Regions from separate parts of the Homo sapiens genome. Here region 1 is linked to region 2. A link is a loop called in an ENCODE intact Hi-C map of the cell type or tissue named here. Cell type or tissue: mammary epithelial cell. All regions are shown on one strand. Each heading gives the region's core, and the rest is flanking DNA. Links, peaks and the distances in the headings are about the cores only. Region 1 has its middle 26 kb from the start of ABCA3. Region 2 has its middle 5.9 kb from the start of CCNF.

Region 1 (5,374 bases), core at 310-5,309, 57 kb after region 2:
GGGCCTTCAGTCGGGAATGTGATGCTTATTGTGAAGGACAGAGGATGCACAGGTGTCAGTGTTGCCCCAGTACTTCTCTAGGAACCTGGGGTTGCCAGAAGCGAGAGTTGGGCAACGCAGGCAGATCCAGGGAGTACTGGGTGCCAAGTTTTAGGTGTTTGCTCTGTCAGGTGCAGTTAGACCCCTTTGCATGGGAGAGAGCAAGCAGATGCAAAGCAGCCACTCAGCAAGGCTCTCTCCTTCACCCTCAACAGAGGGTGACAGAGCAGAAAGTCAGCATGGCTCCCCAAGAAGAGAGGACTATGGCAGCCAGGAGTCAGGACCTGGCTTTGGGACCACATGCCAGCCCTTGGGACAAATAGGAACTCCTGGAAAAACTCCAACCTTCTGGCATTAATTTTCTGTCCTCTTATCCTGAATGACAGACAGGGAAAAGGAGATTTTCCCAGACTAGAAATGCAGATAGGGAGATTCATGAGAGGGAAAGGGAGAGGGCCAGCCAAGACCAAGAGGCCTGAAGAACAGGAACTGGGATTCTGCACCAGTGTTGCAGATGGGGCAGGGAGGATGGAATAAGAATCAAGGCAAGATCTAAAAGCATCAGTCAGAGTAAATAAAATCAAAGTGAAGCATCAGCCAATGAACAGGCCAGAAAGAGTTCAGGGATTCCCCCAAAGCAGGAACAGACTCTTTGGAGCTGCACAGACATGCAGAGAGTCCCAAGAGTGTGGATGATTATCTTCTGTTTCTTCTTCATTAAATTAAATGAGACGGATGAAATGCAAAGGATACAGTCAGTGGAGATTGTAATGGAGGCATGTTAGACATAGATCATACAATATGACATGCGTGTTGAACAGGACATGTGTTTAAAAAGATAGAATAGGGCCAAAAGTGGTGGCTCATGCCTGTAATCCCAGTAGTTTGGGAGGCCGAGGTGGGCGGATCACCTGAGGTCAGGAGTTCGAGATCAGCCTGGCCAACATGGTGAAACCCTATCTCTACTAAAAACACAAAAAATTAGCCAGGTGTGATGGTGGGCACTTGTAATCCCAGCTACTCAGGAGGCTGAGACAGGAGAATCGCTTGAACCTGGGAGGTAGAGATTGCAGTGAGCCGAGATTGTGCCATTGCACTCCAGCCTGGACAACAAGAATGAAACTCCATCTCAAAATAAAATAAAATAACCAAATAGGAGTGGTATTTGCAGGTGGAAAAGGGAAGCCGAGAAAATCTTAAACATGCATAAAGCACAGATCATGTTTCCTCCATGATGACAAATGTCACTGCTAAATTGGCCACCCACTGGTCCCTGCACTCCTTGTTCCAGTAAAATGTTTCCATCCTTCCTCCAAACAATTCAATATTGTTACAATCAAATCCATAACTACTGTTTTTACTTGCTCTAGAATGTAAGCAGTTTACTGAATGTCACATTTCTAAATGTAACTCCTTCAACCTCTTCTGAAATGCTAGTTTATGTGCTGGCAGCAAAACAAACAAAACAACAAAAGTGGCCATGCTCTTTTTTTTTTTTTGAGACGGAGTTTCGCTCTTGTTGCCCAGGCTGGAGTGCAATGGCCCAGTCTCAGTGCACCGCCACCTCTGCCTCCCAGGTTCATGCAATTCTGCCTCAGCCTCCTGAGTAGCTGGGATTACAGGCATGAGCCACCACACCCAGCTAATTTTGTATTTTTTGTAGAGATGAGGTTTCTCCATGTTTGTCAGGTCTCGAACTCCCTACCTCAGGTGATCCACCCGCCTCAGCCTCTCAAAGTGCTGAGATTACAGGCATGAGACACCGCGCCCAGCCACGGCCATGCTCTTAACACGCACAAGCTTCGGGGCTTTCTCACCAGGACTTCCCCCAACAGCAAATGGAAATTCCCGGGGTTCTTGGCGTGGATTGGGAGGGTAAAGAAAGGATGTGCACCAGCCTTCTATGTCATCTTGAAAAAATATATTCTTCCCCAGTATAAAATTCTTCTGAAAGTAACTGAAGCGCAATTGATACTTAACCTATGAAGAACAAAGAGAAAACAAATTCGGTTATGAACTCCTGAAACTCAGCAAAGGCACAGGACAGAACAAATCTGTGCTTGATGTCAGCTGTAACAGGATGAAGGATGCCCACACTGGCAGGTGTCCCCTGGGAGACCATGCTGCAACAGTGGTCTTCCCTGTGTACTCTGGAAATTCTCCGTGGTGCAAGCCTGGGAAACATACAGCCGCTCCTGAGCCCCCTTCAGGAATGGTGTGCTGCAGAACAGTTCAGAGCAAGGGCTCTGGAGCCAGACCACCCAGATTCTAACCCCAAATCTCCTACTGAATAGCCTTGACACCTTGGGCAAATTACATAAACTTCATTCCTCAGTTTCCTCATGAGTAAAATGGGGATATTAACAACGTCTACCTCATAGGCTACAGTAGGATTGAACCAGATGGTATCTGTGTTGCCTAGCATTAATAAATGCTTGAAAAACATTGTTGGTTATTTTATTAACATGTCTCTCTCCATCTACCAATAGCCCATGCAACTTCCAACAATTAATCATCAGATACACTGTACAACACAAAAGCTATACATGAGTGGTTTTCCCATCCCAGAACATAAACCAAATATTCCCATGTTTACAACATGAACTTTTCCTTAAACAAACTCACACTCATACCATATCTGAAGTCCATAAGATTATTAGTAATGACAACAATAACTAATCCTTCTGGAAAGTTATTTTGTTCCAGGCTTTGTTCTAAGCACTTTATAGGCATAAAACTCTTTTAGCCCTCACAACAATAAGGACACCGAGGCCCAGAAATGTTTTTCCAAGGTTACACAGCTGGTGAGTTGCAGGGCTGGAATGCAAGTCTGTGGAGGCTGATCTTGTAGTCTGCATCTGTCATCAGGCAGTTTAATATACGCCATCCTGTACCCTCAGGATAAAGGCTTGCTCACAACAAGCCTTCTAAAGAATTTGAAAACTGGAAGGGACCTCAAAGTCTAGGTTGTAAGACATGAAACACAGGAGCCCTTGCATATCTCCTTTGGAAATAAGATGACAAAGCTGCCACAGAGAAAAGCCGGGGGCAGGTCAGCCAACAAGACTGCAGAAGGAACACATGCTCAAGTCTCGGCAGCACAGTACAATTGTTAGAGAAAGGATGTTCTTACCGCAAGTGGCAAAGATCCATTGCTGTCATTGACGCTGTGGTCAAAAACAATTCCTGCCAATATGTAGAAAGCTTTGGGATCATCAATTATATAACGTTCAAACAAAGACACTGAAGAACAGCCTAAAACTACAGAGAGAAAAATCCCATCAGTGAGTGGCTGGTGTGAAGGCAAAGGCTACCCAGCTGCCCGCTTTCTACTTAAGGAGACTTAAGATCGACAGCTGACTGCTCCATTAACTCCAGCATTCGTTCTGCAAATACACGAGCAGAGAGAGACAGAAAATAAGGGAGGTAAGTTAAGGGACATGAATCTCATTATTTCAAGTCATAACTTTAACTGGGAAGTCTATAGTCCCAAGAACTGCTAGCAACTATCTTGGGGCATCAAGAAAGTAATGCTAAGAAGGAAGAGAATTTAAGTGCTGATCACATGATCTGAGACCTGGATCAAGCCTTGTGGTTTTTCATTAAAGAATGAGTTTTGTTCTTGTAGGAAGTTTAAGTTCACTTTTATCCTTTCAAGGCTTGTTTCTAGCCTGAGTTTTACATGTTGATTATTTTATTTTTCATTTCTAGAAGTTCTAGTTCCTTTTTTCTCCCCAAATTTGCTAGGTGACTATAATGACATGCTACCTATAAATCCTTTTACGTTGTCTTTTATTTCTTCAAACCAGCTAAACATAGGGATTTTATAACACGAGACTAATAATTCCATTATCTGGAATCTTTCCAGGTCTGTTTTTGCTGTCTGTTGTCATAGTGATAATCATCCTTGGTGTCCTGTTTCCTAGTATGTTTGCTCACTGACCTTGATACTCTTGTGGTGAGTCTTGAGATACAGAAGGAGGGTACATTATTCCAGGAAAAATATATATTTGCATCTGTCAATCTGAGTCCCACTGTCCCACTTCACAGTTCGAGGGGTTTTTCTTTTCTTCTTTCCTTCCTTCCTTTCATTCCTTCCTTTCCTTCCTTTCTTCCCTTCCCTCTGCCCTTCCTTCTTTCCTTCCTTCCTCCCTCCCTCCCCTCCTTCCCTTCCTTCTTTCTTCCCTTCCCCTCCCTCCCTCCCTCCCTTCCATCTTTCCTCCCTCCCTCCCTCTCTCCCTCCTCTCCTTCTTTCTTCCTTCCTTTTTTTTGACAGCCAAGTGATGTGAATTTGAGCTACAAATCTCAGAGCTAGGACCCTCCCTGCTGTGCTCAGTTCCAAGGCAACATTCAGGCAGTCGGGGGCATGTTTACATCCAGCACAACCTTACATTAAGTACCACCACTACAATGTAAGCATATGGGGTCCTAGATTTAAGGGGAGATAGTCTCATGATATACACCCCACCTTGAATGGGACTTAACTTTTTCTTCTTTCCCTCTGTGCCTTACAAGTCTATGAAAACGAGCATTCGATTTCCCCTAGTATGATGAATGTTTGATCAAAAGCAGTTTAGGGCCTCCACTGATCTCTTTGGGTTCTTTCCTTCATCTAGATTTTTTTTCTTTTTTTTTTGAAATGGAGTCTTGCTCTGTCTGATCTCGGCTCACTGCAACCTCCATCTCCAGAGTTCAAGTGATTCTCATGCCTCAGCCTCCCAAGTAGCTGGGATTACAAGTCGCACCACCATGCCCGGCTAATTTTTTGCATTTTTAGTAGAGACAGGGTTTTGCCGTGTTGCCCAGGCTGGTCTTGAGCTCCTGAGCTCAGGGAATCCGCCTGCCTCAGCTTCCCAAAGTGCTAGGATTACGGGCGCCACTGCACTTCAGCCTGGGCAACAGAGCGAGATTCTGTCTCAAAAAAAAAAAAAAAAGAAAGAAAGAAATTTCATAATCTCATATGTATAAGGTAACTGAATTAGAATACATAGTATTTTAGGATACCAGACAAGCATGAAGCACAACTTTCTTTTCTTTTTTTTTTTTGAGATGGAGTCTTGGCCTGTCGCCCAGGCTGAAGTGCAATGGCACGATCTCGGCTCACTGCAATCTCCACGTCCTGGGTTCAAGCCACTCTCCTGCCTCAGCCTCCCAGGGAGCTGGGACTACAGGTATGTGCCACCACGCCCGGCTAATTTTTTTGTATTTTTAGTAGAGATGAAATTTCACCATGCTGGCCAGGCTGGTCACAAACTCTTGACCTCAAGTGACCCGCCCACCTCGGCCTCCCAAAGTGCTGGGATTACAGACATGAGCTACTGCACCCGGCTGAAGC
Region 2 (5,374 bases), core at 196-5,195:
GATGTGATCAAATGACGCAATGCCTGCAGGGGACCAACCACAGAGTTGGCACCTGGTCGGGTCATGGTTAGTACTGTAGTCACCCCATGGCCACCGCCCTTGGAAAGGACATGCAAGATGTTCTGAGGCTGCTTCCACAGCCAGGTCTCAATAAGACCACAGGCTACTCAGGTGGGACTTGGGCATCCCTTTCTAAGGAAACGCACCTGGGTTCTCCAGCGGGCCTCTTAAGTTCTCCAGTGGGCCCCACTCTGCTCCGTGCACTGCAGTTAGGGGGACAGCCCTGTGCTGAGCTAGCTAGGTCGAGAGCTGCCTCTGTACGCCCTGGAAACCCAGGGAAGGCCATGCACACCTGGGCCAACCTGGCACTGGTCTGTCCTTATTACAGCAGGACAGGCTCTGAGGGAGGAGGCAGGGAGGGAGGCCGAGAGAAAAGCTGAGAGGGAGGCAGGGAGGGAGACTGAGAGGAAAGCCGAGAGGGAGGCAGGGAAGGAGGCAGCGAGCACGATGAGGAGCCCACCTGCTCTGCTTGCTCTCGTTGGTCTTCGCTTTGGACCAGGGGCACAGGGCATGCGAAGCTCAGGAAGACGTCCTCCATGGTGACCTGACTGCTGAGTAGTTGTCCAGCATGTACTTCTTGGCTTGCTCCAGAGTGCCAAACACCTGAGGGGAGGGAAGAGGCTGCTGTGGCCAGGCTGTCCCACAGATGCACACGGGGGAGGAGAGAGGGTGGGAAGGGCTGGCCTCCGGGACTGTGACAAGGCCCCAAAGAGGCCCATCCCTCTCTCAGCTGCTCCAGAACACCTCCTGAGAAGTCAGTGCTATGGATCTCAGCTGTCTGTGCTCTTGGGTGGGAGTGGTGTCAGAAGGCCAGAGGCCTGGTGGGGTCCCTGGCTTGCTGTGTGTCCCCAGGCATCTGGTGTTCCCTCTCTGGGCCTGCTCTCCTCTCCATGAAATAAGTGGGCAGGAGGAGCCAATCTTCAAAGTCCCTTCCAGCAGAAACACCTTCTGTTCTATGAAATCCACGTGAACGTTGCCATGGAGATGGCAGAGGACAGGGGCAGCACTGAACATGACTTCAGGAGGATGGGGAGGAGAGAAAGACAGGGAGAGAGAGAGAGAGAGACAGAGTTACCCCAGAAAGTGGGTCACGTCAAAAATGTGCGCTCAACTTCGCCCAGCTGAGGTCGCGGCCCAGCAGATGGTAATGGACCATGCCTTGGTGCTTGTCTTCAAGAACGCTGCCTGCACGAAGGAGAGATGGCGTTGCTGTGACGGCTGGGCTGGAGGATCAGGGAGGGTGCCTGGGTGCTCGGCATTGGGGTCCTCATCCCAGGGATCAGGGAGATGGGACGTGGGAGGGGCGAGGCACAGACTCTCCTCACGGCAGATGGGAAATGCCTAGGCAGGGGCCCAGGGCCCACCCAGTGGGGGCTGCCGGGGCCGGCACACACCTGGAAAGGTCAGGTCCACGAAGGCCTTGAACTCCTCCAGCACCTCCTGCTGCCCTTCACTCTGCACCTTGGCCCGCAGGGAGTAGCCACTGCTGAACTTGCTCTTGAGGTGCTGGGGGCTGCCCAGGCACTTGAACTGCCCCTGCACCATGATGGCCGCCGGCTGCACAGGGCCTCACACTCCTCCATGCTGGGGAGAGGGTGGGGCCTGAGACAGGGCTGGGGGTGTCAAAGGCTCATGCAGACAGGAAGGCGTTGGTGGCCTGATCAGGCCATTCCTGATACCAATGCTCAGAGTGTGGCTCAGGTGCAGAGCCTAGGGAATCTCCTCAAAGACTCTCCACCAGTTGCTGATGGGTCTTCTGGCCACCTGGCTTCTTCCCAGCCTACCTGGTTTTGAAACTTCCAGTGACCCACAGACCCAGGCTCTACCTATGGGAGGTGATGATGATGGCCTTGCCAGACTCGTGGGCGTGTGCCACAGCATTCCAGAACAGGCGCCGGGCCACGGGGTCCATGCCAGTGGATGGCTCATCCAGGAAGATGAAGGCAGGCTCTCCAATCAGGGCGATCAATGCCAGTGCTCAACTTCGGCTTGTTACCACCACCGGGGGTGGAAGGGAGAAGGTTGGGTGACGGCAATGGTCAGTCTCCAGCAGTGAGCACTGCCGGCTCAACACTCACCCCCTTTCCTTCTCTATTCAGGAAGTATTCCCACACCCCTCATGGGGCTTTCAGCAATGCAGTCCACCACTTTCACCCAGAGCTGAATTGTGGCTTGGGCTATCCACTCAGGAAATAACTTGTTCCCCTGGACACAGGGATGAGTCCAGGGTGAGCACACGGCCGACGAGTCTTCTTTGAGGGTTTGAAGTGTTGAGGGCAAGCACCTCTCCATCTGAGAGGAAAGGCATTGGCCCATCTTAGCTAACTTAAAAAAAAAAAACTGGATGGGCATGGTGGCTCACACCTGTAATCCCAGCACTTTGGGAGGCTGAGGCGGGTGGATCACCTGAAGTCAGGAGTTTGAGACCAGCCTGGCCAACATGGTGAAACCCTGTCTCTACTAAAAATACAAAAATTAGCTGGCCGTGTTGGTGGGCACCTGTAATCCCAGCTACTCGGGAGGCTGAGGCAGGAGAATTACTTGAACCCATGAGGCAGAGGTTGCAGTGAGCTGAGATCATGCCATTGCATTTCAGCCTGGGCAACAAGAGTGAAAACTCTAAAAAACAAAACCAAACAAAAAAACCATATAGCATTTACTATGTGCAACACACTGTTCTAAACTTCGCAAATGTGAACTCATTTGATCTTCAGAAGATGCAGGGAAACGTAAAAACCTGCTTGAAACAGGAGCCACCAAAGAGAGAAGACCCAAGGGACATCATCATCTGACCCCGGGCTCACTTTGCTAGAGGCGTGGGCACCTCTACCTCCCAATCCTGGGTGTGCAGTACCGCTGTGTGCCTCCGGGGGCGCTGCACACAACACGAAGGGAGTCCTTGGACCTGCGGGGCCTGTGGCCTTGCTTTAATTGGAGTCGGGCTTCTATCACTGACAACAGAAGCCTGAGAAATACCCCATGCGCCTTAGCAGAACATCAGTAGTTCAAGTACCGCAGACCCAGTGGTATGAGGTAACTCTGGGCTTAAAATGCAAACTTACTGAAAATAGCCCTTCATAAAGTGGCAGGGAGAAAGGTCCGTCCTCACCTTATCAGGACAGTAACACCTGTGGTGCCATCTGCCTGACCTCAGCCACGTAAGCTGCCTTTGGCCTGGGTCAGCTTCATAATCCAGTCAAGCCCAGGACCAAGAGGAAGGGGTGCCTTGAGGCAGCCCAGGCCACTTACCTCTTCCTGCAGGCCGCCCCCAACCACCTGCGCAGTGACCTCATGCCCAGAGCTGGGGGCTTTGCCCTGCTCTCCAGGTCTGGGAAGAACTGGAACTTATCTTGTAACTGGAGGTGGAGGGCCTGAAGGAAGCCCCAGATCTCACCTGTAGGTCTTGACCAGCTTGTTGGCGTACATGTACATGACTAAATCCTCAAGAATCTGGTCCACACAAGCACTGATGGGGTGCTCTGGGATGCCCCCGATCTGGGCATACATGACCAGCATCTCATGGCCTGTCATGAAGTTCAGCAGAGCATCAAACTGAGGACAGTAACCAATCCACCGCCATACCTGGGTCAGAAAACAGCCCGGAGAGGGAGGCACGTCAGAAGAAACCTCCTCCCACCAGGCTCACCAAGCCTCCAATGAGGCAAGGGCCTGGACACCTGCTGGTCTTGCTCCAGGCTGCTGCCTCTGCCACTACCCGCATCTGCCATGTGAATGCACAGGCACACTACTAAGGGGCTGTGAGTGGAAGTAGAGTAATGTAAGGGAGCCTGGGACAGCCCTTGCTGCTGGTGTTGTGGACAGGGTGGAGCGCTTGTTTGGCTCCTCCTCCAGCCCACCCAGTGTGAAACCTCAGCACACAGTGCCTCCCTACTTCCTGGTGCCTTTGAAGCATCCAGTCAATACAAGAGGCTTGCTTTGCTTTTTTCCCCTTTAGAAATATTTTCTATTAGGCATGTAATCTGCAAATAGATTTTCTTTGTAAAATATTCATGCAAAGACTCCTGCAGTCTGTTGGCTCAGCCCACTGTGGCCAGGCAGCTGTGCACCCTCTACACTTCTGTGTTGGCAAAGGCACCTGCGTGGGCCTGTGCTCCTTGCTCAGGACTGGCTGGGTGCTGTTTTTGCCAAATGGTATCATCCCATATCTACCATTCTGTAACATGCTTTTCTTTTTTATTTTCTTTTTTTGAGATGGAGTCTCGCTCTGTCGCCAGGCTGGAGTGCAGTGGCGTGATCTTGGCTCACTGCAACCTCTGCCTCCCAGGCTCAAGCAATTCTCCTGCCTCAGCCTCCTGAGTAGCTGGGTTTACATGTGCACGCCACCACACCTGGCTAATTTTTGTATTTTTAGTAGAGACAGGGTTTCACCATGTTGGTCAGGCTGGTCTCGAACTCCTGGCCTCATGATCTACCTGCCTCAGCCTCCCCAAGTGTTGAGATTACAGGCATGAGTCACCGTGGCCAGCCAACATGCTTTTCTTACTCAATATTATGTCTTAAAGATATTCCTAGGTCAGTAAATACAGATCTACCCCCACTTATTTTAACTGCTTCTTAGTTATCCAGGGAAGGCTTCTAGATTTCATTTAGCTGTTTAAAAATTTCATTTGACTCATTTCCAGGCTTTCGCTTTTATTTATTTATTTTTTTTTTGGGACAGTCTCACTCTGTTGCCCAGGCTGGATTGCAGTGGTGTGATCTCAGCTCACTGCAACCTCTGCCTCCTGGGTTCAAGCCATTCTCCTCTCAGCCCCCTGAGTAGCAGGGGCTACAGGTGCACGCCACTACGCCCAGCTAATTTTTTGTATTTTTAGTAGAGAGGGGGTTTCACCATGTTGGCCAGGCTGGTCTCAAACTCCTGACCTCAGGTTTTTGCCTTTCTGAACTTGCAGCTGACCACCCTGGTTTGTGTCCATGTTCATCTACTCCCAGGTGCTGGAAAGAGTGGGATGCCATTTCTGAGAAGTAACCACTGTTTTTCCCTCCTATTTTCTCCCCTCTTCTCCCTATTCAAACAGCTGGACAACCCTGGGCTCCACTGCCTGAGGTTGGAGGATGGGAAGGATTTTACAGAGTGCAAAACAGAAAACCACATGGAGGCTGGGCACGGTGGCTCACGCCTGTAATCCCAGCACTTTGGGAGGCTAGGCAGGTGGATCACTTGAAGCCAGGAGTTTGAGACCAGCCTGGCGAACATGGCACACACCTGCAATCCCAGCTACTCCGGAGGCTAAGACATAAGAATTGCTTGAACCCAGGAGGCAGAGGTTACAGTGAACTGAGATCATGCCAC

What was found. Peaks named below come from ENCODE experiments on the same cell type or tissue, not always from the same donor. Only the 100,000 strongest peaks of a DNase experiment are listed, where the experiment ranks them.
Region 1: a loop joins it to region 2, with 2.3 times the contacts of the local background. A loop is called at or near these places in 6 of 110 quality-filtered maps.

Annotation. Positions count from the first base shown.
Region 1 is chr16:2,363,607-2,368,980 of GRCh38, reverse strand. It overlaps the pseudogene ABCA17P. Among named protein-coding and RNA genes, the nearest start is that of ABCA3, 26 kb to the right of the region's middle. RefSeq lists an enhancer at 1,707-2,056. In mammary epithelial cell, for the core only: no CTCF peak of the experiment used is centred there; a DNase peak (open chromatin) is centred at 2,890.
Region 2 is chr16:2,420,848-2,426,221 of GRCh38, reverse strand. It overlaps the pseudogene ABCA17P. Among named protein-coding and RNA genes, the nearest start is that of CCNF, 5.9 kb to the left of the region's middle. RefSeq lists enhancers at 1,531-1,643, 2,767-3,532, 3,814-3,863 and a silencer at 2,800-3,094. In mammary epithelial cell, for the core only: a CTCF peak has its summit at 2,923; no DNase peak of the experiment used is centred there.